Regions from separate parts of the Homo sapiens genome. Here region 1 is linked to region 2. Evidence: read pairs that join two places in POLR2A ChIA-PET (ENCODE). Cell type or tissue: K562. All regions are shown on one strand. Each heading gives the region's core, and the rest is flanking DNA. Links, peaks and the distances in the headings are about the cores only. Region 1 overlaps HMCN2 (hemicentin 2). Region 2 has its middle 30 kb from the start of LAMC3.

Region 1 (12,340 bases), core at 1,441-9,440, 660 kb after region 2:
ATGGTACCCTTCCTTCCTCCCCGCTCCCCGCCTCCGCCTTTCTACCTTGGAGTTCATACAAGGAAGGCACTCGCTACCTGTCTGAGCAGCAACAATGAAAGAAGCTAGCCAGTTGGGGACATCAAAACCCATCTAGCCCTCCCGTGTTCCCCGTACATTTGTAGTTCAAAGGAAATGCTCCCCCATTAGGAATTTTTTTTTTTTTACAATATAAAAATATTGACTGTAAGGGTCTATGAGAGAAAAAGCCTGGCTTATACATTTGCTCACTCCTCCCAGACGTATTTACTGAGCGCCAGCCCTATGGGGAATGCTGCGGACGGCAGCGAAGGAGACAGGTCCCGCCCCATCTTCACAGCCTTTAGGGTCCTTTGGCAATAGTGGTACCAAAAAGCTCACTGTGTGATTAATTATTGAATCATAGCTGTGACGGGTGCCAGGAAGGGGATATTCCACAGTTTACAGCAAGGTGACTTGACCAGCCTGGGGGAACAGGGAGAGCTGAGATCTGACAGATGGGAGCAGTCAGCTGGGCCCAGAGGTGGGGGAACAGCATTCCAAGCAGAAGGAACTACATGTGCACAAGCCCTGAGGCAGGTTGGACCATTCCAGAAACAGAAAGGAGACCAGAGGGTCTGGGGCAGAGAGAGGCGGGGAGAGGGCTGCTGGGGACGCGGGTCCTGTGCAGAGCCACGTGTCTTTGCAGGACTTGCTGATGCAACAGCTTCCCTGCCTCAGGCTCCACAGGGCTGACGTGGGACTCTCTGTCTCCACAGCCACTGAGCCCCCTCTCCCAGGACAGGGTTGGCATCACTCACTGTTGACAGAAAGTCGCATCTCCTGGCTAGAAAAGCCCACGGTGTTGGTGGCCGTGCAGACGTAGGCCCCTGCGTCCTGGGCAGACGGCTGGGCGATGAGCAGGGTGCCCTCCTTACTCACATTGTAGTGGGGACCTCTGGAGGTCAGGGCATTGGTTTCCTAGGGCAGAGGCACAGGTGACATCGGCGAAGCCCACACCTCCGCCCCATGACACACTGGGCCTACCTCTCCAGTTATCCTCTCGGTAACAGGCACTGCTTACCTTGGTCCACGTGATGGTGGGGGCGGGAACTCCTGAAGCGACGCAGGGAAGAGAGGCCGCAACCCCTTCATTGGTGATATGGTGGGTGGCAGTGGGATGGATTCTAGGTGGCACTGTTATAAATAAACCAATGTCAAAGCCAAGGCTCATTGCAGCATCATTCACAGTGGCCAAAAGGTAGAAACAGCCCAAATGTCCATCAGCGATGCATGGGCACACAGCATGCGGTGTGTGCACACAACAGAAGAGTATTCATCCTTAAAAAGGAAGGCAATTAATTCCAGCTATATGACATTCTGGAAAAGGCAAAGCAGTCGGACATGGTGGCTCATGCCTGTAATCCCAGCACTTTGGGAGGCTGAGGCGGGAGAATCACTTGAGGTCAGGAGTTCGAGACCAGCCTGGCCAACTTGGTGAAACTCCGCCTCTACTAAAAATACAAAAATTAGCTGTGCATGGTGGTGCATGCCTTGTAATCCCAGCTACTCGGGAGGCTGAGGCAGGAGAATTGCTTGAACTGGAAGGCGGAGGTTGCAGTGAGCAGAGATTGCACAACTGTACTTCAGCCTGGGAGACATAGTGAGACTCTTGTCTACAAAAAAAAAAAAAAAGAAGAAGAAGAAGAAGAAGAAAAGACAAAACTAGATCAGTGGTTGCCAGGTTGGGGGAGGAAGCGATGAAGAGGCAGAGCCCAGAGGATTTTTAGGGCAGTGAAGCTACTCCAGGTGATATTGCAGTGATGGGTCACTGCATTTGTCCAAACCCACAAAATAAACAACACCAAGGCTGGGTGCAGTGGCTCACACCTGTAATCCCAGCACTTTGGAGGCCAAGGTGGGCGGATCACCAGAGATCAGGAGTTCGAGACCACCTTGGCCAACAGGGTGAAACCCTGTCTCTACTAAAAATACAAAAATTAGACCGGTACAGTGGCGGGCGCCTGCAGTCCCAGCTACCCAGGAGGCTGAGGCAGGAGAATTACTTGAACCCGGGAGGTGGAGGTTGCAGTGAGCTGGGATTGCGCCACTGCACTCCAGCCTGGGCCATAGAGTGAGACTCCATCTCAAAAAAAATAAAAAATTAAAAAACCACTAAGAGGGAACCCATCTAAAATAAAAATAAAAAATAAAACAAATAAACACCACCAAGAGGGAACCCCAATGTAAACTATGGGATTTGGAGTGATGATGACGTGTCTTCAGTGCTAACAACGGGCCGCCCTGGTGGGGGATGTTGACAGTGAAGAAGGCTGCGCGTGGCGGGAGCCAGGGTTATGTGGGAAATCTCTGTACCTTCCGCTGAGTTTTTCTATAAACTTAAACTGCTCTTAAAAGTCCAGTCTGTTTTTTTAAAAGGAATAAAATTCTGACACATGCTACACCATGGATGAACCTTAAAAACATGCTAAGTGAAATCACAGACATAGGAGGACAAATACTGTAAGATTCCACTTCTATGAAGTCCCTAGATACGCAAGTTCATAGAGATAGGAGGCAGAAGGGTGGCTCCCAGGGGGCTGAGGGGAGACGGGAATGGGGAGCTAATGTTTAATGAGGACAGAGTTTCAGTTTAGGATGATGAGAAAGTCCTGGAGATGGATAGCGGTGATAGTGTGAAATGTGAATGTACCAACACCACTGCACACCTAAACATCGTCAAATGATACACGTTATGTTATGTATATTTGACAATTTTAAAAGCTTTCAGGCCAGGCACGGTGGCTCATGCCTGTAATCCCAGCACTTGGGGAGGCTGAGGCAGGTGGATCACCTGAGGTCAGGAGTTTGAGACCAGCCTGGCCAACATGGTGAAACTCGTCTCTACTAAAAATACAAAAATTAGCCGGGCATGGTGGCACATGCCTGTAATCCCAGCTACTCAGGAGGCTGAGGCAGGAGAATCGCTTGAACCCGGGAAGTGGAGGTGGCAGTGAGCCAAGATCATGCCACTGCACTCCAGCCTGGGCAACAGAGTGACTGCGTCTCAGAAATAAATAAGTAAAATAAAAAAAAAAAAAGCTTTCAATGGGAGAATAAAACTGGAACAATCCCTGAGCCACCACTGCCTGCCATCGTCAGTTTTTTTGTCTTCCCCATACAGAAGGCAGCATGTGCTTGGGAACCAGCTGCGCTGATTCATTGCTCTGGGGCTCTGGATAAGCCACTTAATCTTTTGGTACCCATATTCCCTGATCAGCACAAAAGCTAATTTAACCCCAGTTCCCTGGTCGTCCCTTCTGGAATGGATAGATGAGCAGTGTTTGCAGAACACAGTGAGCTTAAAAACAGGTGTCACACCCACCCTGGGCACCACTCAGATTCGCAGGCTTGAACACGGGGTCTCTAAGGGGAGCGAGAGAGGGGTAACTAGGCATGGAGAAGCCAGGAGAGGAATCCAGAAGCCAGGGGCTCTCACGCTAGCACTTGGAGCTCCTTTAGGGAGGAAAATGGACTTCTGGACTCCCAGGTCGCCACAGCCAGCAGAGGCCCATAAATATTTGCTGAATAGAAATGAACTGAGCCAAGAGAGACTGAGCCTGTTCATGTTAGCCCCACAGAAGCGGCTGTGAGGGCACAGTGGGAAGTTAGGGGGTGAAACTGAGTGGAATCATATATAGAAACTAGCAGATGCCTGGCATGTGGTACACACTCCACCCTGGATGGCGATTTGGATCTGGAATTATGAGGGGATGGCACCTAGAATTGCACCTGAGCGCTCAACCCAGCCCTTCTGAACTTTGCACTCCCCTATAAAATGGGGAACGCGCGTTCTTCCCACTAATCCCTTGGGGGCTTTATGAAACAAACAAGAAAAAAGACGATATTAACATACTTGGTAAATCACAAAATACAACCAAATTTAATTTGAAATGTCTCATCTTACATTAAAAAGCACAGTGGTTCCAGTTGGGTGAATAAAAGAACCCAGTGCTGTGGGCAGGAGAGCAGTTGGGCAAGACACTAAAAATTCCAAAAACGTACAATCTCTGTGATGCAAAACTTAATCCACATTAATGGGTTTATCCTAAGGAAAGAATTGGTCACGTAGGTACGTGGTCACCTACAATGTGTAGGTACGAGGCTGTTCATACCCGGGGTGTGGGGGATGCGGTTGGGCGGGGGGAGTACAGATAATCAGGTAATTAGATAATCAGGGGACATGATCATCCCCTTATTAAACTGATGCCTCTGAATCTTAATTGACAGAAAACAGAACAGCCATAACACCTTGTCATGGAAACACTTAGGTGCCAAGACAATGACAGCATGTGATCCTATTTGGTTTTTAAATAGGTTTGTAAACAGGTAGATAGATTAGATGGATAGATAGATAGATAGACAGATGGATAGATAGATAGATAGATGGATAGATAGATAGATAGATAGATTAGATAGATAGATGATAGATAATTTTTATGTAATTTATAAGAACATACAAAGAATCTGTATGTAAAATGTATAAAGAATATATATTCTATGTATACATAGTGTATATATATACTACACATAGGTGTGTGTGATATACATATAGAGAGTGTGTGTGTATAGAGTATGAAAAGATACATGCCAAAATGCAAAATCTGGTTATTCTTAGCTACTGGTATTATGAGAGTATTTTTTTAACTTGTCAAATCCCTAATTTTCCCACAGAGAATATATATGATTTGCACGATTTTTTAAAGCAAATGCATTCAAGATCAAGTTACCTCTGCACATTCCCCCACCCCATCATGTTCCCTGCCCCACGACCACCACCTCCGAGACCCCAGGACTCACCCTGGACCACCAGCTCCACGTCCCGGTGCTGAGAGCCGGCCGTGTTGGTGGCCACACAGCTGTACCTCCCCGCGTGCTCCTGCAATGCTCGGTCAAGGTGGAGGCTGCCGTCTGCTCGGATGGAATGCCGGCTGCCAGGTGGGAGCTGGTGGGGGTGAGGAAGCACCAGCTTAGCCTTGGGCCTCACTCAGAGGCAGCTGAGAAAGAACCCTCGGGAAACTATGCTGCTCATCAGGCCAGTAGGGAGCAGCCAGGACTGAGAGCCCGGGGGCTCAGAGAAGGCTGAGGAGCTCTGTGAGTCCTTCCCGAGTGCCCAGTCAAGCCCTCCAGAGACCCTGCAGGGCTGGGTGGGCCTGACCCCTACATACCCTGACCCCACCTCTCCCTCGGCCAACTGGACCAGGGTGAGCCTGACCCAAGCTGGGCCCACGAGAGTCTCTCCTGGGAATGCAGAGTTGGGAAGGCACCTCTTTGCAGCCTGCAGGACACAGGGACCTGGTGTGTCTGAGACCAGGCAGAAGAATTGAGGAAAGGGAAGAGGTAATGAAAGAGTCAATAGGAGAGGGCAAACAGAAGAACACCAAGAAAATCAAATGGACGTGAACTGGTTGATAAGGCAACCACTGTGCGTTCAGCGCGCGCCGGTGTCTGGGGCAGATAGGAAACCGCACAGCTCACATCCCTGCTCTGGAATCATAAGAACCGGGGAGACCACTGCATTGAGACTGGGCCTCCACTAAATCCCTGCTCCCTGGCTCACAGCACTCCTGAGGCACACGATTGCCCTGCAGAGCTCCCAGGGGTCCAGCAGCCATGACCCATCTGACAGCCGGCGGGACTTTAGAGGGCAACAAACACCATCAGTGCATTATCAGAGAAGGTTCTGAAATGGGGCCAAAAAGAGGGTGGAAGGAAGAGGACACTCCCAGGCGGGGAAACAGCCAAGCAGAGATAGAGACGTGGCTGTGACAGCCTCCTTCTTCCCCAGGTGCCACCGCCCACCGCACCCAGAGGAGCCCGACACTCACGGGCCGGCCGTCCTTGAGCCAGTGCCTTTCCGGGAGGGGCCGCCCAGCTAGGACGATGCAGGGCAGGGACACGGGCTGCCCCTCCAGGACCCGGACGGTGGGGGCGCTGCTGGCGATCTGTGGCGGGGCTGTGGGGAGAGGAGCCGGTGTCAGCCACAATAGGTGCCCTGGGTGGTTGTCTGGGGGACAGAGGCTCCTGCTCCCCTCTCCCTCCCCAGGGAACTGAGAGATGCATCAGAATTGGGGATCCTAAAGGGTCACAGGACCCCCAGGACATTGTCCAGGACGCAGGGGCACAGGTGCTGCTCTTGGAGAATTTGGCTGTGGATTCGTTTGTTCCAACAGATGGGCCAGGAGAGGCTCCCTGGAGGCGCCCACGGCCTTGCTGTGCCCCCGGGGAGCACCTGCCTCCCACCTCCCACCTCCCACGGCCCTCAGATCCACCAGCGAACCGTGACCAGTGACGATGAGCCGGGCCTCAGCCTGGACCTTCCCAAAGACGTTTCGAGCTTCACAGACATATGGGGCCTGGTCTTCTGGGGCCACACCTGAGGGGCACGAGAGAGGCAGGTGTGACTGCCAAGGCACACCACAGCTGCAGCCCCCATGGGCTCCAGCTCCCCAGGTGCAGAGACAGCCCCTTGGCATGGCCTGGCCTTACAGAGGTTCAGGAGGGAAGGCTGGGATGGTAGAGAGGGAAGGGGTGAGGGACACCGCTGGACCTTGGAAGGTGAGAAAGCCTCAGTTTGCTCATCTGTGGAATGGGGGTAATTGGCCTGTACCTTGTAGTAGTGTGATGGGGCAGGGTTGACAAAGTGCCCGCCCTTGGGCCTGGCGTGTAGTAAAGAGTGGGTGGTAGGGTAGGCGCAGTAGTAATTATGGTAATCATAGTAGCTTATATGTGTGTGACAGCATGTGGCAAGAACTGTGCTAAGCACTTTGTACAGATTATCCACACAACAGCCCCATAAAGTGGCTGCTAATCAGCCAGGTGGGTAGTAGATTTCATGGTCGTGATTATGAACAGGGTCAGAGTAGTGGAATGACTTGGCCAGAGCCACCCAGCCAAAGTGTGACCGCGTATCAGCCTCTGCTCTATGGTCAGTGCTGGCGGTCAGGGTCCTGCTCTCGGCCACCTGGCCTGGGGTTTAGGGTGTCAGAGGCCATCCTGTCTCCCTGCCCACCCCCCACCAGCCCCAATCTCTTACTTTCAAAGAACAGCACTCCCGAATCCGGCTGCCGAGACCTACTGCCTCGCCCGGCCCCCAGCCTGAGTCCCAGAGGCTGGCCATCTCCGCGGCGCCAGGTGACCGTCGGGGGCGGGCGGCCTGTTGCCCGGCATGCCAAGAGGGCACTCCTCCCCAGTTCCACAGTGACATCCCGGGGCAGCTCCGTCAGCTGGGGCGCATCTGCAGGGAGGTGACCAGTCAACCATGCCCGGAGGCTGGACCTGCTCAGCGGCAGGTCCCCAAGGAACTGCCTCCCTCTCCTCCTCCTGTACTATTGCCCTTGTGAACCTAGGGCTCGACTCCTGTCCAGGGCTCCAGGGTCAACCTGTGCTGAGTGGCATCCACCCCTGGAGAGCTCTTGGGATGAGGCAGAGGGAGTGACTCGTGGGATGGTGCGTGGGGTCTCAGGGGCCTGGCTTTACCCCAGAGGTGCAGGGGAGGGAGCAGCATGCCCACTCCTGGCTGTGACACCTCCCAGGAAGCCCCTCCAAGGGGCTCTAAGGAGTGTTTCTCAGTCTGATTGTGACCCGCTGACATAGGAGCTGAGGGTGAGCCTTCATTTCTACCCCTGCCTACCCTCCCCTACCCCTCGCCTCCTCCTGGGCCAGAGAGGCTTTCTCTTGGAGGTGTCCTGAGCTCCCCTCTGATGCTTAAGCCCCTGGCCTAAGCCAGGCCCACTTCTGTGGAGGGGAGCATGGCCTGGGGGGCCTGGCGGGACTCAGCTGCCATTTCCACAGCCCCTTCTATTGCCGCCCCCGCAAACAGCCAGCGTCGGGGGGGATTATAGGTCTTCTTCACCCTCTTCTCTAGAGCTTGCCCTGTTGGCTGAACTTTTTTGGAAAGAGCAGACAGAATTAAAACTTGCTTGTTATAAATAACGTGACCTTATACATTAGGGTCTGAACTGGGCCACTCAAGAGTGAATAGGGGTTGCATTAATAGTGACCCCAGGACGACTGGCTAAACAAGGGCTGTCCTGGAAACCAGGAGTTATAAGACATTCTAATAATACACAAAGGGCAGAGATTCCCCTAATTCTTGCTCCACACACCCCAAATCCCACGCCCTTCCCTAAGGTAACCACTGTTAATAGCTTGCAGTGTTTCTTCCAAATCATTTTCCTAAGCATCATTTGACTTTTATAATCAGGAGAAGAAAAAAAGAAGTTATTTCCCAAAACAGAAACTCAAGATCCTGTCTCTCCTTCAGCAGGCCAGGAGCCAGTCCGAGCCAAGTGGGTCCAGGTCCTTCCCTCGGCAGCCTCTGGGCACCATCCTCAGGTCCTTGTCCCAGGCCCCTGCAGCAGGGAAGTCCCTGGCCTTTTTATTTTAACCCTTTGAGTCTGATACCATGGAAAAGCCTCTACCTCTTTGTTCTTTCCATCTGTCTCCAGAAATACCCTTCATCCATCCAAATCATGACATCAAATTTCCCTCCTGGCCTCAGGGATTAGGGAAGTTCCAGGCAGATATAAACACAAGTTGGAAAATTACTGCGAGTAGGAAGACTGTCTTGGACCCAACCTCAGACACCACCCTTTCTCACTGGGGCCTGGCAGCCGCCGAAGCTCAGAATCCCAGCATCCCAGAATCCCAGAAAGCCTTTCCTTGGGCCCGCCCTACACAAGGTCACTGTTCCTGCAGAGCCCTGGCCCCCAGGGGTGCAGCTTTGCCATACCTCACCTACCTGGAGCAGAACACCACAACAGCCTACCTTCCCCAGCTGCACCCAGCCCAGCCGCAGAGCCCAGCTGCAGCCTCCCACTCCAAGAATGCCTCTGATTCCTCTCCTCCCAGACCGCTTTCAATTCCCTGCCCTCCTTAGCCCCAAACAGCGCTGCTTTGTCTCCTGACTCTGGTTTGTTTGTGTTTTTTTTGTTTGTTTGTTTTGAGACAGAGTCTCGCTCTGTCGCCCAGGCTGGAGTGCAGTGGCGCAATCTCGGCTCCCTGCGACCTCTGCCTCCCAGGTTCGACATGGGGAAACCCCGTCTCTACTAAAAAATATATATATAAATTAGCCAGGCATGGTGTTAGGCACCTGTAATCCCAGCTACCCAGGAGGCTGAAGCAGGAGAATCGCTTGAACCCAGGAGGCAGAGGTTGGAGGGAGCCGAGATAGCACCACTGCACTCCAGCCTGAGTGACAGAGCAAGACTCTGTCTACAAAAAAGAGAGAGAGAGAGAGAGAGAGAGAGAGAGAGAGAGAGATGGTGGGGTCTCGCTATCATCTAGGCTGGAGCACAGTGGCACAATCATAGCTCACTGCAGCCTCGAGGCTCAAGTGTAAAGGGTACCATTTGGCATCCCTAAGTGACAGGCATGAAGACGAGCACTTATTGTAACCATAATTTCACTCATGGCTCAATGAACTCATAAGTGGATATCATCACAATCCCCATCTCACAGATGAGGAAACTAAAAGTCGGAGAGATGAAGGAACCTGCCCAAGGTCACAGCTTGAAGCCAGTGGCAGGGCTAAGATCAGAGCCCTGGTCTGTCCAATGCTAAAGCCCAGGCTCTCAACCACCCCACCCCTGCTTCCCCCTCAGCACCTGGTGGCTGCCCCAGCCAGAGCTGCACTCACCCCCTCCATCTTCTTGCAAGAGAGCCAAATCCCAGACTCATTGCTGTGCCCTGGACCCACGCAGACAACTGTGACTCCATGGGTCTGTGCAGCCATCCCTCCCCCTGCTAACCTGGAGCCCCCCAAATAAGGCAGGAGCCCAGGACCCTCATAGGCCAGAGCTGAAGGCCCTCTGGTCTGCCCCTCATTGTACATGTGGGAGGCTGAGGCCCCACGTCCTGCTGAGGTCAGGGGAGAGGCCGGATTCCCAGCCCAGTGCTCTGCCCAGGGCCTTATCTCTGCTTTCTGGCTCCCAGGCCCCTCCTCACACAGACTCCCAGGTGACCCTCTGCTGTGACCCAGGGAGGACAGCGAGCTGGTTCCATGGCCACCGTGGCTCCACAGGAATGACCCTTTCTGCCTTAGCCACAGTCAGTTTTCTGGGGCGGGAGCTACAAGCATCCAGAGACAGGTGATGTTGTCAGCAGCTCTGGAGACTCCTGGAGGAGCCTCTTGTCAGCTGACGGCTGCAGCTGCCTGTTTGTGGGGATGGGGCTCTAAGTGGGGGAGCCTAGAACACCCGGAAATGTGCCTGGTGAAAGGGGCCTGCCACCAGCCTGGGATGGGGCGAGGGGACAGGAGGGGCTGCCGCCTGCAGGGGTGCCCCGTCCTTTTTTTCCTGCTCTGCCTCCCTCCCCCACCCACACATCTGGGACTTCAGCCACGCCCAGGGCAGCACCCCCACCCCCATCTTTCTCCAGCCCAGACCTTCCACTGAGCTCCCTACCCCTGTGTCCATCTGCCCCTAGACACCTCCACAACTCCCCAGCCCTCAACACAGTGCCTCCCGGCTCAGCACCACCCACCACCGCAGGGTACAGTCCCTGACGCTGCTTCCTTTGTCGCACTCCTGGCAGTGACGGGGTGGCAAGTCCTCCTCGGCCTCATTCCATCCACTTCTCACTGAGTTCAGTCATGGCAGTGGCCCCTGGCTGCTCTCCCTGCCTTTCACGCTGCCTCTGAACCACCCTCGGTGGTGCAGCAGAGGGGACTTCCCAGGGCACAGGCTGGACCGTGGCTTTGCCTGCCTGAGCCCTGTCTGCTACGGGCTGAACTGTGTCCCCCACAAACCCATATGTTGAAGCCTGAGCCCCAGTGTGATGGTATTGGAGATGGGGCTTCTGAGAGGTGATGGAGGTTGGGTAAGTCATGAGAGTGAGGCCCCTACCATGGGGATTAGTGTCCTTTTAAGAAGAGATGCCAGGGAGCGTCCTTCCTCTCTCCACCCATAGGTCCCAAGGAAAGGCCACGAGAGGACCTGAGAGAAGGCAGAGGCTGCCAGCCAGGAAGAGAACCCTGGCAGAACCCAGCCAGGCCAGCAGCCTGATGGTCGGCTTCCAGCCTCCAGAGCTGTGAGGAGTGTCTACTGTTTAAGCTCCCTGGTCTATGGTATTTCATCATGGCAACCTGAGCTGACCAGGATACTGTCCCTGGCTCCCGAGGATGGCAGGGCAGAGTCCAGGCGATGGAAAGGCTCAGATGCCCTACCAGCCCAGTGTGGCTGCTGCCTCCAGCCTCAACCCCCAACTCACTTGGCTCACATTTGTAGAGAACCCTAGTGCCACCCAGCCCTGGGGTACAAGGATCTGGCCAGCAACAGGCAGGGCCATCCCTCCAAGCTTGGCATATAATTGGTGCATAGGGACAGAGGGAAGAGAGGGGAAGGAAAGGAAGGGAGGGGAGGGGGAGGGGAGAGGGAGGGGAGTGGGAAGGGAGGGGGAGGGCAGAGGGAGGAGGGAGGGGAGGGAGGGGAGGGGGAGGGGAGGGAGGGGAAGGAGGGGAGGGGAAGGGGAGGGGAAGGGGAGGGGAAGGGGAGGGGAGGGGAGGGGAGGGGAGGGAGGGGAGGGGAGGGAGGGGAGGGAGGGAGGAAGGGAGGAAGGAGCTCGTCTAGGGCAGGTTCAAAGGGAAGGGGTAACTAACTTCCTGCTTGCAGGTGAGGCTGCTGACCCCCTGCAGGAGGCGCTCTCAGAGCTGCTGAGGGTGAGAGCACAGACCCAGCTGGTCAGGCCACGCTCCCCTCCCAGGGATTTTCCAAGGGAAAGGCCCTGGTGAAGTCAGATGACAGAGGTGGTGACTCCCCTGCGCCTGCTGCTCCCCCAGCGAAAGGGACACTGGCCTGAAGGCCCCCACTCTGCCTCTGCCTCACTGGGCATGCAGGAATGAGTCCCATCCTCACTCTGGGCCTCAGTTTATCCATCTGGAAGGCGGTAACTCTATTTTCACCTTGGTCCTGGTACCTTACAGCTCTAGGACTCCTTATCACTGCCTGGAGAGTCCACACCCCAGCCTCTGCCTCCCACCCAGGGCTGTGGCTCAGAGCACGGGGGCAGGGCTGGGGGTTGCAGCCAGCTCCAGAAGAGCCCCCTGAGACTCAGTTTGCCAGGAGGAGGGAGGAGTCTCAGGATGGAAGACTGTGCAGATGGGCAAAGTGGACCCCGGGGAGGGGTCTCCACAGCCCCCTTTCCTGAGGACTCGGGGACCACTTTTCCCACAGAGGGAATGCTGCGATTGGGCCTAGGGTGGCAGCTCTGCTGGTCAGGGCCACAAGATGCCTTTACTCCTCTTCCTCCATAAAGAAACATGGAAAATTATATTTCATAACTG
Region 2 (12,340 bases), core at 2,581-10,580:
CTCAGTGAATCCTTCCTCCCTTGAATGGGAGGGTTAACTAACCGCCTCTGAGCAGCCCCTTTATTAGACACCCAAGCGTGTCCTGCTGAAACCAGACGTTAGCCCATGAACCGTAAACCTGTGGCTGTGACAGCAGCCGAGCCTATCACCTTGAACGCTCACCTCTTGGGAAGGGATATGGCAGGTGCGGAACACAGGGGGAACAAGGTTTGAATGGGGACAGGGATGTATCTTTGTCAGTGGCTTGCTGTTCTCTGGGGTGGCTCTAGTGCACAGAAAAGATTACTCAGACAATGGCTTTGATTTTAAACATTAACATTTGTTTCATGAATGTTACGCATTCAAAAATGTTCTTCTTTCTTAAGCTTTTAAGTTCACTTTACACATGTTACTTATTCTATTTAAAATCCAGCACATCAGAACAATCCCTTCTAAGGACCATTTCCTTACTGTTTGGTCCCATTTACAAAACCAGTTCATGGAGCTCCTTGAAACATTTTGAACTGCATAAATAAACTTAATCGATTCAGTTTCCTTTGTAAGTACTTCCACGGCCCAACTGAGAAACCAGCCTCGCTACAGACTGAAGCACATCTTTTGTGCGTCTAACACATTGAATTACAGATGTGGTGAATTCCAGCACTGTTTCCAAAGTTTCTCAGAGCGCAGCTTCAAGTCTCAAGTCTAAGCCACGTGCTCAGTTTCACATTTTAAGTCAGAATCGTGAGGCTGACCTTGTCCTTTAATCGGCAAAAGTCTTCCTAACTTTACAAATGCTGAAACAACGCAGCGTGAGTGGAGGGTGGTTTCAGCATTTGTAAAGTTAGGAGGACTATTTTTTTTTTTTTTAATGAGACAGAGTCTCGCTCTGTCACCCAGGCTAGAGTGCAGTGGTGCGATCTCGGCTCTCTGCAACATCTGCCTCCAGGATTGAAGCGATTCTCCTGCCTCAGCCTCCCCAATAGCTGGGATTACAGGTGTGTGCCACCACGCCCAGCTAATTTTCGTGTTTTTAGTAGAGACGAGGTTTCACTGTGTTGGCCAGGCTGGTCTCGAACTCCCGGCCTCAAGTGATCCGCCTGCCTCGGCCTCCCAAAGTGCTGGGATTACAGGCGTGAGACACCGTGTCCGGCCTGTAAAGTTAGGAAAACTTTTGAGACAAAAATACTATTATTATTGTTTTGATTCTCTTAAACACATCTATACTTAATTCTAAACATTTTGGGGCTGAAAGATGCTTGCTACTGTGGAAGGGACTTTGCCACACCTGGTGATTTGAGGGCCGCCTTCTCAGCTGGCAGAATGTCTTCGGCCAGTGTGGCCTGACTGAGTTGCCTACATTCCTGCCCACTGCCTCATGGGACATGGAGCACGACGGGGCTACTGGCCAGCCGGATGCATCCTCAGCCCCTCATTCTCTGTCTGCTCACGCCAGTCTGAAGCCCCCCACCCAGGGCCTTCCAAATTTGATTGGATTCAGCTAATCAGTTTACTGACTCATTCTGCTGTGATCTCTTTTCATAGTCCTCCTCTCCATCAGGGCAGACTCTATAGAGGACACCTAATGACTGGTGATTGGATTCTCTGTCTCTCCCGGGGCTTTTGTGACAGTTCTGAGGTCACCCGAAGGACAGGGGTTGGGAAAACACGACTACTGCCCAGGAAGAGGCTCAGAGCAGAGGGTGGCCCTGGGAAGCAGGAGCTGCTGCGAGGGCCGAGGGGCCACAGGGATGCCCCAGTCTTCCTGCTTTTGCCAACCGCAGGCTCTTCATCCAGCTGCTGCAGAAACCAAGCGATGTCTCCAAGAAGGCCGGCTATGCGGAAGAGCCTGGGCTTCAGGATCACACAGGCCTGGTGGAGGAGGCAGCCGCCTGGCCTTACCTACCCAGCAATGTTGGCAAGGTGCTCCTCCCTCTAGTGTCACCCATGAAACGAACAAACCATGGACAGGGCCTTCACGTGCCCTCCTGGGCAGCGCAGGTGTGAGCACTAAGCGGGGCCTGGTGCTCGGGGAGCTCCTCGTAAATGTCAGTCCCCTTCTCCGCGGTGGCGTCCTCCTGAGCTCCGCCCAAAGGAGGCTGGGGCCAGGGCAGGCAGTTTATGTACTGAGTGTTTCCTAGGTGCCAGCCTCCAGGCTGTCCACACACTCTTTTTTTTTTTCTTTTTTGAGACGAAGTCTCGCTCTTGTCGCCCAGGCTGGAGTGCAATGGCGCGACCTGGGCTCACCGCAACCTCTGCCTCCCGGGTTCAGACGATTCTCCTGCCTCACCCTCATGAGTAGCTGGGATTACAGGCACCCGCCACCACACCCAGCTAATTTTTTGTATTTTTAGTAGAGATGATGTTTCACCGTGTTGGCCAGGCTGGTCTCAAGCTCCTGACCTCGGGTGATCCACCCACCTTGGCCTCCCAAAGTGCTGGGATTACAGGCATGAGCCACCGTGCCCGGCCCCACACACTCTCTTATTTCACCAATGCAACAGCCGCATGAGACAGTAATCAGCATCCATTCAGTACCAGGGCTCCGAGAGATCCAGTAACCTGCCCAAAGTCACACAGCTTAAGAACAGTGGAGCTGGGCTTTGTACCCAGCCAGTCTCACTCCTCAGCCTCCTGGTCTTGGTCCCTGTGCTGTCCTTCCCCAGGGCCCTGGTCGCCCACAATGGGCTTGGCCAGACCAGGCGGCAGGAGGAGGCAGCGTGACAAGAGCTTTTTCCACAGTGGAGACGATTCCATTCCATCTCCTCGTCACTCCCTCCTCAATTATCTCACCACCTGGAACCTGAGAGAATGCAATCCACTTCGAAGGCAGAGTCTCACAGATGAAAGCCATGGCCTGCAACCCAGGCTGACAGCCCCGTGGCGGGGGCACCTGCCTGAGCCTCGCTGGCCCTGAGTGGAGGGCGGGGGCCGCAGGGAGGTGGAGAAGCCGCATGGCGAGTGGGCAGAGGCCGTTGTCTTGGTAACTCAGGCTGAGCTGACGCTGGCCCTCCTGGGATTTTTCCCTGTGATGAAAGGTGCGGTGAGGAGAGGGCGGGAGAGGAGCAGGGAACTTACCCAGCACCCTCCTTCCATGGAGGGGGGTTGCTGACTTAATAAGGACCAAAGGCAGCTTTGAGGATTCTTTTCTGCAGGAAACCTCAATCCCAGGTTTGAGACGTGGCTGAGTGAGGTAGGGGGTGCTGGGGAAGCCAGGCCCCTGGGGTGCAGCAGGGGAAGGGGTCTCCCCCACACCTGTACCCCATGGGGAAAGTCCTCAGGTTACAAACCCCATCCCAGGCCAGGGACAGCTCTTGCAAGGACCCAGTGGATCTGTGGCCCTGAGGGGAAGTGGGAGAGGCTCCTGCGAGGTGGGCCTGATGGTTCGGTGGTTAGAGCTCAGCCGGGGGAGGCCATGAGTCTCCTCTGCTTCCCAGGTGGTCACTTCCTTTTCCTCATCAGTAATGGGAAGATAATTGCAACCTTCTGGATTGGTTAAATGATGTATTGCTGCAAAGCCCTTAGCTCTAGCGGATGCCCCCATCCAAATGGATGGTGTTGCCATTACCATGCCTGGGGTGGGGAGGTCTAGCCCCAGCTTAACCAAGACCTTCACCCAAAGAACTGTGGGCAGTGGTCGGGAGGGCAGGGCAGCTTCCTCTTTTTTTCTCTTTCCTTTTCTTTTTTTAAGTGGCTTGCAGAATTGCAAAATCATCTCCCTTGTACTCAAAAGGATACAGAAGAGAAGCTTGCCCTGCCCGCTCTCAGGCAAGAGCACGTCCGCCATTGATCCATTATTCATTCAAGTTGCTTCTCTTTTAAGGATGTGGCCCGAGAGGTGGGTGGCCCAGGATGGGCAGGAGGGTCCAGGTTGCCTCTGCTCAACATTCTTTGCTCTGCCAGCCTATCGGCTCTGCCTTCTCTGTGAAGAGACCCCCATCTGCACGCCCACCCCCCCGTAATAGACATGACTTTGCAGTCAAACATCCACGTGCTCTAACCCAGGCCCCCGCGTACCTAGGCCGCATCTTGAGGAAGTGACGACGTGAGAGGCCAAACCTGGTCTCGTAACTGACTGTCCCCCAAAGCACCAACCCTGCTTGACCGTCGAGGGGGCTGTGCTGTACGCTGAGAGCTAAGGATGAGAACGTCTCTAATGAGGAGCAGGTGGATGGGCCCGGGAGGGGCTACATATGTTTTCTAAAGCTGCTTCCTCCGTACCACTGTGCAGGGCTCCCAGGACACCCCCCGCTGCCCAGGGGCAATGCTTCATTCCTCAGCAGCACCATGACAAGGTTCCTGTGTGTTGCATATGAATCAGAAGAGATTCGTTTCTTAGGCAGTTGATATGTGCACGGCCCTATGCTGAGGCCCTTTGTGCCAACTGCATGCTGGAGGGAATGTTATATCCATTTCACAGATGAGATAAGTGAGGCGCACAGGGGCGAAGTCCCTTGCTATTTAGAGGGGTATTTCCAGGAGGAGACCCTAGTCTAGGATTTCAGGGCAAGCGATTTCATGAAAGAAGAGCTCGAAGGAGAAGCTGGTAAGGAGTGAGGGAGGCAGGAAAGGGAAGAGGGAGACAGCAATAGGGTGGGTTTAAGAGAGGGCTGAGCTCAGCCTGCTCCCACGAGGTGCACTGGAGCATAGAGTGCACCCTCAGCTTTGCCTCATCCCAAGGCCAGGAGCTGGGCTTTTGCACCCGGCACCAGTCAATGGCTGCAAAGCCAAGCCTTGAGATGCTGGCGGAACGGAGGCAGTGCTCACAGAGGGGACTCAAGGGGGACCTGGCAGGGACACCAAAGGTCCTCCTCGTACTTGACTTGCAAGTCACACACCTCGCAAGTGGCAGAGCCAGGGTTCAAACCTAGCTCTGACCACTTGGGACGTTTCCCACTGCCCCAGCCTGCCCCGCCAGGGCCAGCTCTCTGTCCTCACTCAGAGCCTGCCCTTCCTCTCCAATCCCTGCTCTCTGCTTGGAAGCGAAGAGCCATGTTCTAGGCGCTGAAATGACACCAGCATAGATCGTCTGCTTTTATTATACCATGTATCGTATCATGCTCTAATCCACAGCCTCGCCATGGAAAATATAGACAGCGCGTCTCATGTATTATTTATGCAGTGGGACTCTGGGCTGGAGTAACATGGGGGCAGCCTTAGATATATACACGCTTGGCTCTGCAAACTCGGAGAAGTCCCTGTGCACAGAGGAACAATTAGACATTCCTGAATTAGGGCCCTTCTCTTTCGGTGACACCACAAACAAATGCTAAACAAAAAGTGAGTTGATTTAAAGAAAACGATTCTGGCTGGGCACAGCGGCTCAAGCCTGTAATCCCAGCAATTTGGGAGGCTGAAGCGGGTAGATCACTTGAGGTCAGGAGTTCAAGACCAGCCTGGTCAACATGGTGAAACCTCAACTCTACTAAAAATACAAAAATTGGCCGGGCGTGGTGGCACACGCCTGTAATCCCAGCTCCTCAGGAGGCTGAGGAATGAGGATCACTTGAACCCGGGAAGCAGAGGTTGCAGTGAGCGGAGAACATGCCATTGTACTCCAGCCTGGGTGATGGAGTAAGACTCGGTCTCAAAAAATAAAACAAAACAAGACAAAACAAAATAAAATAAGATAATAAAATAAAACAAAACCATTCTGTGACTGATTCTTTTTTTTTTTTTTTTTTTTTTTTGAGACGGAGTCTCGCTTTGTCACCCAGGTTGGAGTGCAGTGGCACGATCTCAGCTCACTGCAAGCTCCGCCTACCAGGTACACACCATTCTCCTGCCTCAGCCTCCCGAGTAGCTGAGACTACAGGCACCCGCCACCACGCCCGGCTAATTTTTTGTATTTTTAGTAGAGACGGGGTTTCACTGTGTTAGCCAGGATGGTCTCGATCTCCTGACCTCGTGATCCGCCCGCCTTGGCCTCCCAAAGTGCTGGGATTACAGGCGTGAGCCACCGCGCCCAGCCTCTGTGACTGATTCTTATTGGCCCATGGGTCTGGCAGGTGATGGAGGTTTGGGGAACACGGACTCAGATCACACTCCCCTTTGGGGAGATGTCCAGGAAGGGGAGGCGGGTCCAGCGATGCGTTCCTGGGATCATCCTTTCTGCCCTGTACCGAGCATCAACTCTGCACAGTCATCTCTTCCCGCAGCACCTCACTGACCGCACTCTGCACAGCACCCTGTGAAGTGGACGTCACTGAACCCATGTCCGGTGGCTCTCGCTGCCTGTCCCCCTTGGAGTGAGGTGTGGCCCTATGGCTCCCTCCAGCCAAGGAATCCAGACAGGGAGGGATGTGGGCTGCGTTCAGGTGTGGGAACCAATTAGCTGGGTGCGGTGGCTCATGCCTGTAATCCCAGCACTTTGGGAGGCCGAGGCGGGTGGATCACGAGGTCAGGAGATCGAGACCCTCCGGGCTAACACGGTGAAATCCCATCTCTACCAAAAATACAAAAAATTAGCCGGGCGTGGTGGCACCTGCCTGTAGTCCCAGCTACTCGGGAGGCTGAGGCAGGAGAATTGCTTTAACTCAGGAGGCGGAGGTTGCAGTGAGCTGAGATGGTACCGCTGCACTCCAGCCTGGGCTACAGAGTGAGACTCTGTTTCAAAAAAAAAAAAAAAAAATGTGGGAACCCCTGGCTCTCCCTCCACGTGTTCTGGCTCCTGTCAGCCTGGTTTCCAGAGCCCGTGGGGGATGGGTGTACCGTGTGAGAGAAGAACAAACTTGCGCTTTCCAGGCCGTGAGATTCGGGGGTTGTTACCCATCCTCTCGTGCCGATCGAGCATTTAACAGATAAGCACACAGTCAGGGCCAGACGCGCAAAGCGACCTTTCTGAGGTCATGCTGCTTGGAAATGGGGCAGCTGGGACACAGGGCAAGTCTCTTCACCCAGCTCAGGCTGCCAGAGTTGGACCCAGCCCCTATACCACCTCCTGGCACCAGCTTCCTTCCATCCCTGGGGCCAGCTGACTTTTTCAAAAGGCCAATCTGTCAACACGTCCCCTCAAGCGACACCTAGGCCTCTCCCAGAGCCCTCTGCTCTCCCCCGTGCGCTCAGCCTCACACCTCCGGGCCTTGGGGTGGCTGCCCTGGTCTTTCCGAGGACTCCTCCTCCCTCCACTACTCCCTACAAATCCACTGTCCATCCAGGAGCCAGTCCATCTTTCCCAAATGTGCGTCGGCTTACACCGTCTCCTGTCCAACGCCTGTTGCTGGCTCCGAAGCGCCCCTGGTGAAAGAGCCCTGGCGTGGCTCGCCAGGTCCGCCTGCTTTGGCCGCCGCGGGCCTCTCCACCTCACTCGCAGCACTCTTCATTTTGGGCCAGATGCTCCAGCCACACTGGCTCTTTCAGTCCCTCAGACACCGTGCTCATTCTGTTGCAGGCCTCGCAAGGCTGTTCCTGCTGCCCGGAACACTCTTCCCTGCAATTTTAGCCCAGCTCATTCACACCTCAGCTTCGGACCTCATCTCAGACACCTAAGAGGCTACTGCCGCGGGGGTCCAGCCACGAACTCTGTGTGTGTGTGTGTGTGTGTGTGTGTGTGTGTGTGCGCGCGCGTGTGCATGTATGTGCGCATGCATGCATGCCTGTGTGTGCGTGTGAACCCCGCCTCCCCTCACACCTGCCCCAGATGCTGCAGCCCCTGACCAGCCCCAGCCCTCGTGTGTTAAGCTTGCTGTTATTTCCCTGTTCAAGGCTCATCTCTCCCACTAGGACAGCAGCCTCATGCCGGGGGATTTGCCTTATTATTTTGTATCCCAGGGGCCTCGCCCAGCACCTGGCCCAAAGGAGGTCTTCAGTGAATACAGTCGGCCCTTCATATCCATGGGTTCTGCATCTGTGGATTCAACCAACCTCGGATTGAAAATATTTTTTAAAAAGGTTTGTACCTGTACTGAATATGTAGAGACTTTTTTCTTGTCATTATTCCCCTAAACAATACAATGTAACAACTATTTACATAGCACTTACATTGCATTAGGTATTATAAGTAATCTACAGATGATTTAAAGTACACGGGAGGATGTGTGTAGGTTATGTGCAAATGCTATGCCATTTTGTAGAAGAGCCTAGAGTATCCGTGGATTTTGGTATCCACAGGGGTCCTGGAACCAATCCCACATCGATATCCAGGGACAACTGTATTCACAGAATGAATGAGTGAGTGAGTAAATGAAGGCTTTACATTGCTTGATACCATGAGTGGCCATGAGTCAGGGAAAATGTATTTGAATTTCTCTGTCCAGGACACAGACCCAGCCACCCCTCAGGGAACTGCACCCAGGTGATGACCTCTCATGGATAAGCCACTGCCCTTCAGAGGGCGGCACCGTGTGTGAATTCACTGTCCGTCCTGCTCACAGGCCTGGCTGCACCTGAGATCCCTGTGCTTAGGGTCTGTGCTCTCTGAGGTTCATACACAGAGTCACTCATTCCTAAGAGTCAGGCCTCAAGCCCTGGAGCGTGGACCCCACAATGGTGCAGTGTCACCCGTCAGAAAGACCGTGAGCTTTGGAGCCAGAGAGACCCCGTTCCAGTCCCTCCTGCTAGCTGTGTGACCTTGGAGAGTCACTGAACATCTTGGTGGAAGCCTCTGTTTTCTCCTCTGCAGAATGGGCATAAAATGATGCCCACCTCCAAGAGCTGCCATGAGGATTCAGAGTCCATGTCCAGAGTCTTCAGCTGTTACGGTCATGACCTTGGCCTCCCAGCCCTGCCCTGTGGACCTGCACACCCAGGCAGGGACTGCTGACCCTGAGATTCAAGGTGTTAAAACATGAGTTGGAGGGCACATGTTCTCAGGATCTCCTGAGGGCTGTGTCACGGGCCATTGGTCACTATAAAATTAAATTAGGCCAGGTGCGGTGGCTTACGCCTGTAATCCCAGCATTTAGAGAGGCCAAGGTGGGCAGATCACCTGAGGTCAGGAGTTCGAGACCAGCCTGGCCAACATGGCTAAACCCCGTCTCTACTAAAAATAGAAATTTAGCAGGGCATGGTGGCACGTGCCTATAGTCCCAGCTACTCAAGAGGCTGAGGCAGGAGAATCACTTGAACCTGGGAGGCGGAGGTTGCAGTGAGCCGAGATCGTGTCACAGCACTCCAGCCTAGGCAACAGAATGAGACCCCATCTCAAATAATTAATTAATTAATTAAAAACGAGTTAGCTTTTTTTAAAAAAACTTATTTTAGATTCAAGGGTACATGTGCAGGTTTGTTATATGGATAAACTGCGTGTCACGGGGGTTTGGTGTACCGACAGTTTGATCACCCCAGTAATAAGCATAGTACCCAGTAGGTATTTTTTAATCCTTTCCCTCCTCCCAATCCCCACCCTTGAGTAGGCCCCCGTGTGTGTTGTTCCCCTCCTTATGTCCATGTATTCTTGTTGTTTAGCTCCCACTTACAAGTGAGAATACACGGTATTTGGTTTTCTGTCCCTGCACTTAGTTTGCTTAGGATAATGGCCACCAGCTCAATCCATGTTGCTGCAAAGGACATGACCTTGTTCTTTTTCATGGCTGCATAGTATTCTGTGGTGTATATGTACCACGTTTTCTTTATCCGGTCCACTATTGATGGGCATCGTGGTTAAATCTATGTCTTTGCTTGTGTGAATAGTGATGTAATGAACATGTACATGCATGCATCTTTATGGTAGAATGATTTATATTCCTTTGGGTATATACCCAATAATGGGATTGCTGAGTCGAACTGTAATTCTGTTTTAGGTTCTTTGAGGTCTTCCTACACTGCTTTCCATAATAGCTGAACTAATTTACGCCCCCTCCAGCAGTGGGCAAGTGTTCTGAAATACAGGTTAGCTCTCAGTGGAGACTTTCTCTCACACAGTCAGAAGGACCTGAGGGGCATTGACGATGGAGACTTTCACATCTGTAAAAGCCACTCACCTGTATGCACTCTCAGGGTGGAGGTACCTGCTGCAGGTGTGACGTCATTAAAGGTTGTCCCCACCGCAGATGGTGACCTCACCTAGGGAAAAGTCCCAGGTGTCCTACCAGGCTGTCTGGAGCTGGGCAGGGGCGCTGAACAGTGGTATCTGGGGGGAGATAAATTGATGGGCCATTTGGTGACCATTCTGTCTTCTCCCTGAGCTCAGGGAGGGGCTTGGTGCTTCCAGACCCCTGTTGCTTGTTTTTCTTTCTTTCTTTCTTTTTTTTTTTTTTGAGCAGAGCTCACCTGAGGTGGACAGAGTCTCCCTCTGTTGCCCAGGCTGGAGTGCAGTGGCACAATCTCGGCTCACTGCAACCTCTGCATCCCGGGTTCAAGCGATTCTCCTGCCTCAGCTCCCGAGTAGCTGGGATTACAGGCACCCACCACCAAGCCCAGCTAATTTTTTGTATTTTTAGTAGAGACAGGGTTTCACCGTGTTGGCCAGACTGGTCTCGAACTCCTGACCTCAAGTGATCCACCCACCTCAGCCTCCCAAAGTGTTGGGATTACAGGCGTGAGCCACTGCACCCAGCCTGGTGCTCATTTTTCTATTGAACTCCTTGCCGTGTTTCCAAGCCTGTGATCCTCTTGCCGTCATTAGCTATGGATGAGCAGAAGTCCCTGAGGTTGGAGAGGAATGAGAGGGATTGGGAAGGTGTGGGGAGCAGCCAGAATTGCAGGGTCCATGGCCTGGGTGGGGATTGCACCTGGGTAGGCGTCGCATCGGCCTCATTCCCACGGCCCCCGGGGAGTTCTGTGTGCCTCCCGCCTGGCAGAGGCTCCTAGAGACACTGGGAATCAGGTCTGTCCTCTGTGGCCCCACTTACTGCCTCCTCCGGGGACAGAGCTGCGCAGGGATGACCATGAGATCAACTGTGAGGCTGCAGGTGACTGCACGGCTCAGAAAAGAATTGCAGCTCCCTTGGCGGATCCCCCAGAACCCCCTGTGATGAGCTTTGGGAACATTTTCACCTCTTCATCAACGGGTACCCACTCGGGGCCAGCCGGAGGCAGGGGGAGGGGAACACTACCAGGCAGCATGCAGACGCAACTCCAGCCACCACCGCCCACAGGGGCAGACTAGCAAGAGGACCGTTTCGTGCCATGAGCTGTGATGGGAGGTACAGGCTGTGCACTGAGAGGCACCCATGACAGCTGGGGCAGGAGGCCGGCGGTCAGAGAAGACTGGCCCTGAGGATTGAACCGGGGTGAGCTGCGATACAAGGCAGAGGGGGGTGTTCCAGGCAGAGGGAGCAGCTTGCGCAAAGCCCGGGACGAAAGACAGAGGCAGGGCGTTTGTGTTCAGTGAGCTGAAGAAGACCAGGGTGGCTGGTACCCAGGGGGACAGGGGAGTGTGGCACCGGCTGGAGGGGTGGGCACCGGCAGCCCCTAGGATGGAGTCTGGGCTTTGTCTTACAGCTAGAGGCGGACGTGGATCAGGGAAGGGAAGCATTCTGCTCTGGCCCTCCTGTCCCACCCGGGAGGTGGCAGGGTCCATACCCAGCCCTGCTCAGCCCACCACCTGTCCTTGGCTCTAGAAGGTGGAGCCGGAGACTTTGAGTTGCTCAGGGGCCACCCAAACAGACAATGATGGCGACCGTTACGCCCCAGCCTCCGAGGTCTGCTGGAGGGTCATTTAAACAGCCGGAGGGTATTTGGGAGTCTGGGGCCAGGCTGCGGGAGGCAGGGAGCAGAGCTCACCTGCAGGTGGACGGCTGCACCTGCAGAGAAAGGTCACCCTGTGTTCGCCTCCATGGACCTGGTGCTCGATTGCCTTAGTTTACCCTCTGGGTGCCCACAGAACCAGGTTAATCCCTTCCACACAGCACAGCCACAAGGGAGTTTAGGCCTGGGCAAATAGCACACAGGGCCCTGGCTGCTGGGGGTGGGCTCAGTGACCCTTGGTGACTGTTCCCTCACACCATCTCCTCCTACTGCAAAGGCAGGACCCACTTACTGCTGGTCGCTGTCCCAGAGGCTGGCAGAGACGTCAGAGAAGGCAGGGCTGGCATCTCACGAATGGGAAGTGGGCATAACTGGGTAGCCTCCTCTGGTTGGGCCCTCAGTGGGCTGTGTGGCTGGGGCAGCCTGAGGTACCAGCCAAGGCCCCAGCCCATCTGCTGAGATTTCAAAGGCAAATGTTCTGAGAAAGAATGGGGCTTAATAAGCTCGGAGATCGATTCCACTGAAGGGAAGGAGAGAGGGAGAGATCAGAGAGACCTGGAGCAATACAGAGATAACAGCAGAGACAGACAGAGGGACAGAGACACAGAGACAGAGGGACAGAGACACAGAGACAGAGGGACAGAGACAGAGCACAGAGACAGAGGGAGCAGAGAGACACAGAGACAGAGGGACAGAGACACAGACAGAGCACAGAGACAGAGGGGGCAGAGAG

What was found. ChIA-PET counts read pairs that join two places held together with the same protein. Peaks named below come from ENCODE experiments on the same cell type or tissue, not always from the same donor. Only the 100,000 strongest peaks of a DNase experiment are listed, where the experiment ranks them.
Region 1: POLR2A ChIA-PET joins it to region 2 with 6 read pairs; 1 of 35 experiments calls an interaction of 5 or more read pairs at or near these places.

What each region holds. Positions count from the first base shown.
Region 1 is chr9:130,314,449-130,326,788 of GRCh38, reverse strand. It overlaps HMCN2 (hemicentin 2), which reads right to left. Exons shown (of 98, transcript NM_001291815.2): 16 at 7,094-7,294; 17 at 6,338-6,433; 18 at 5,886-6,013; 19 at 4,858-5,002; 20 at 1,082-1,194; 21 at 819-978. Among named protein-coding and RNA genes, the nearest start is that of HMCN2, 55 kb to the right of the region's middle. RefSeq lists an enhancer at 11,732-11,901. In K562, for the core only: a CTCF peak has its summit at 5,992; DNase peaks (open chromatin) are centred at 5,528 and 5,898; H3K27me3 peaks cover 5,461 bases.
Region 2 is chr9:130,972,511-130,984,850 of GRCh38, reverse strand. No RefSeq gene overlaps it. Among named protein-coding and RNA genes, the nearest start is that of LAMC3, 30 kb to the left of the region's middle. RefSeq lists an enhancer at 2,847-3,367. In K562, for the core only: no CTCF peak of the experiment used is centred there; DNase peaks (open chromatin) are centred at 6,009, 6,853, 8,188, 8,453 and 8 weaker places; H3K27me3 peaks cover 7,748 bases.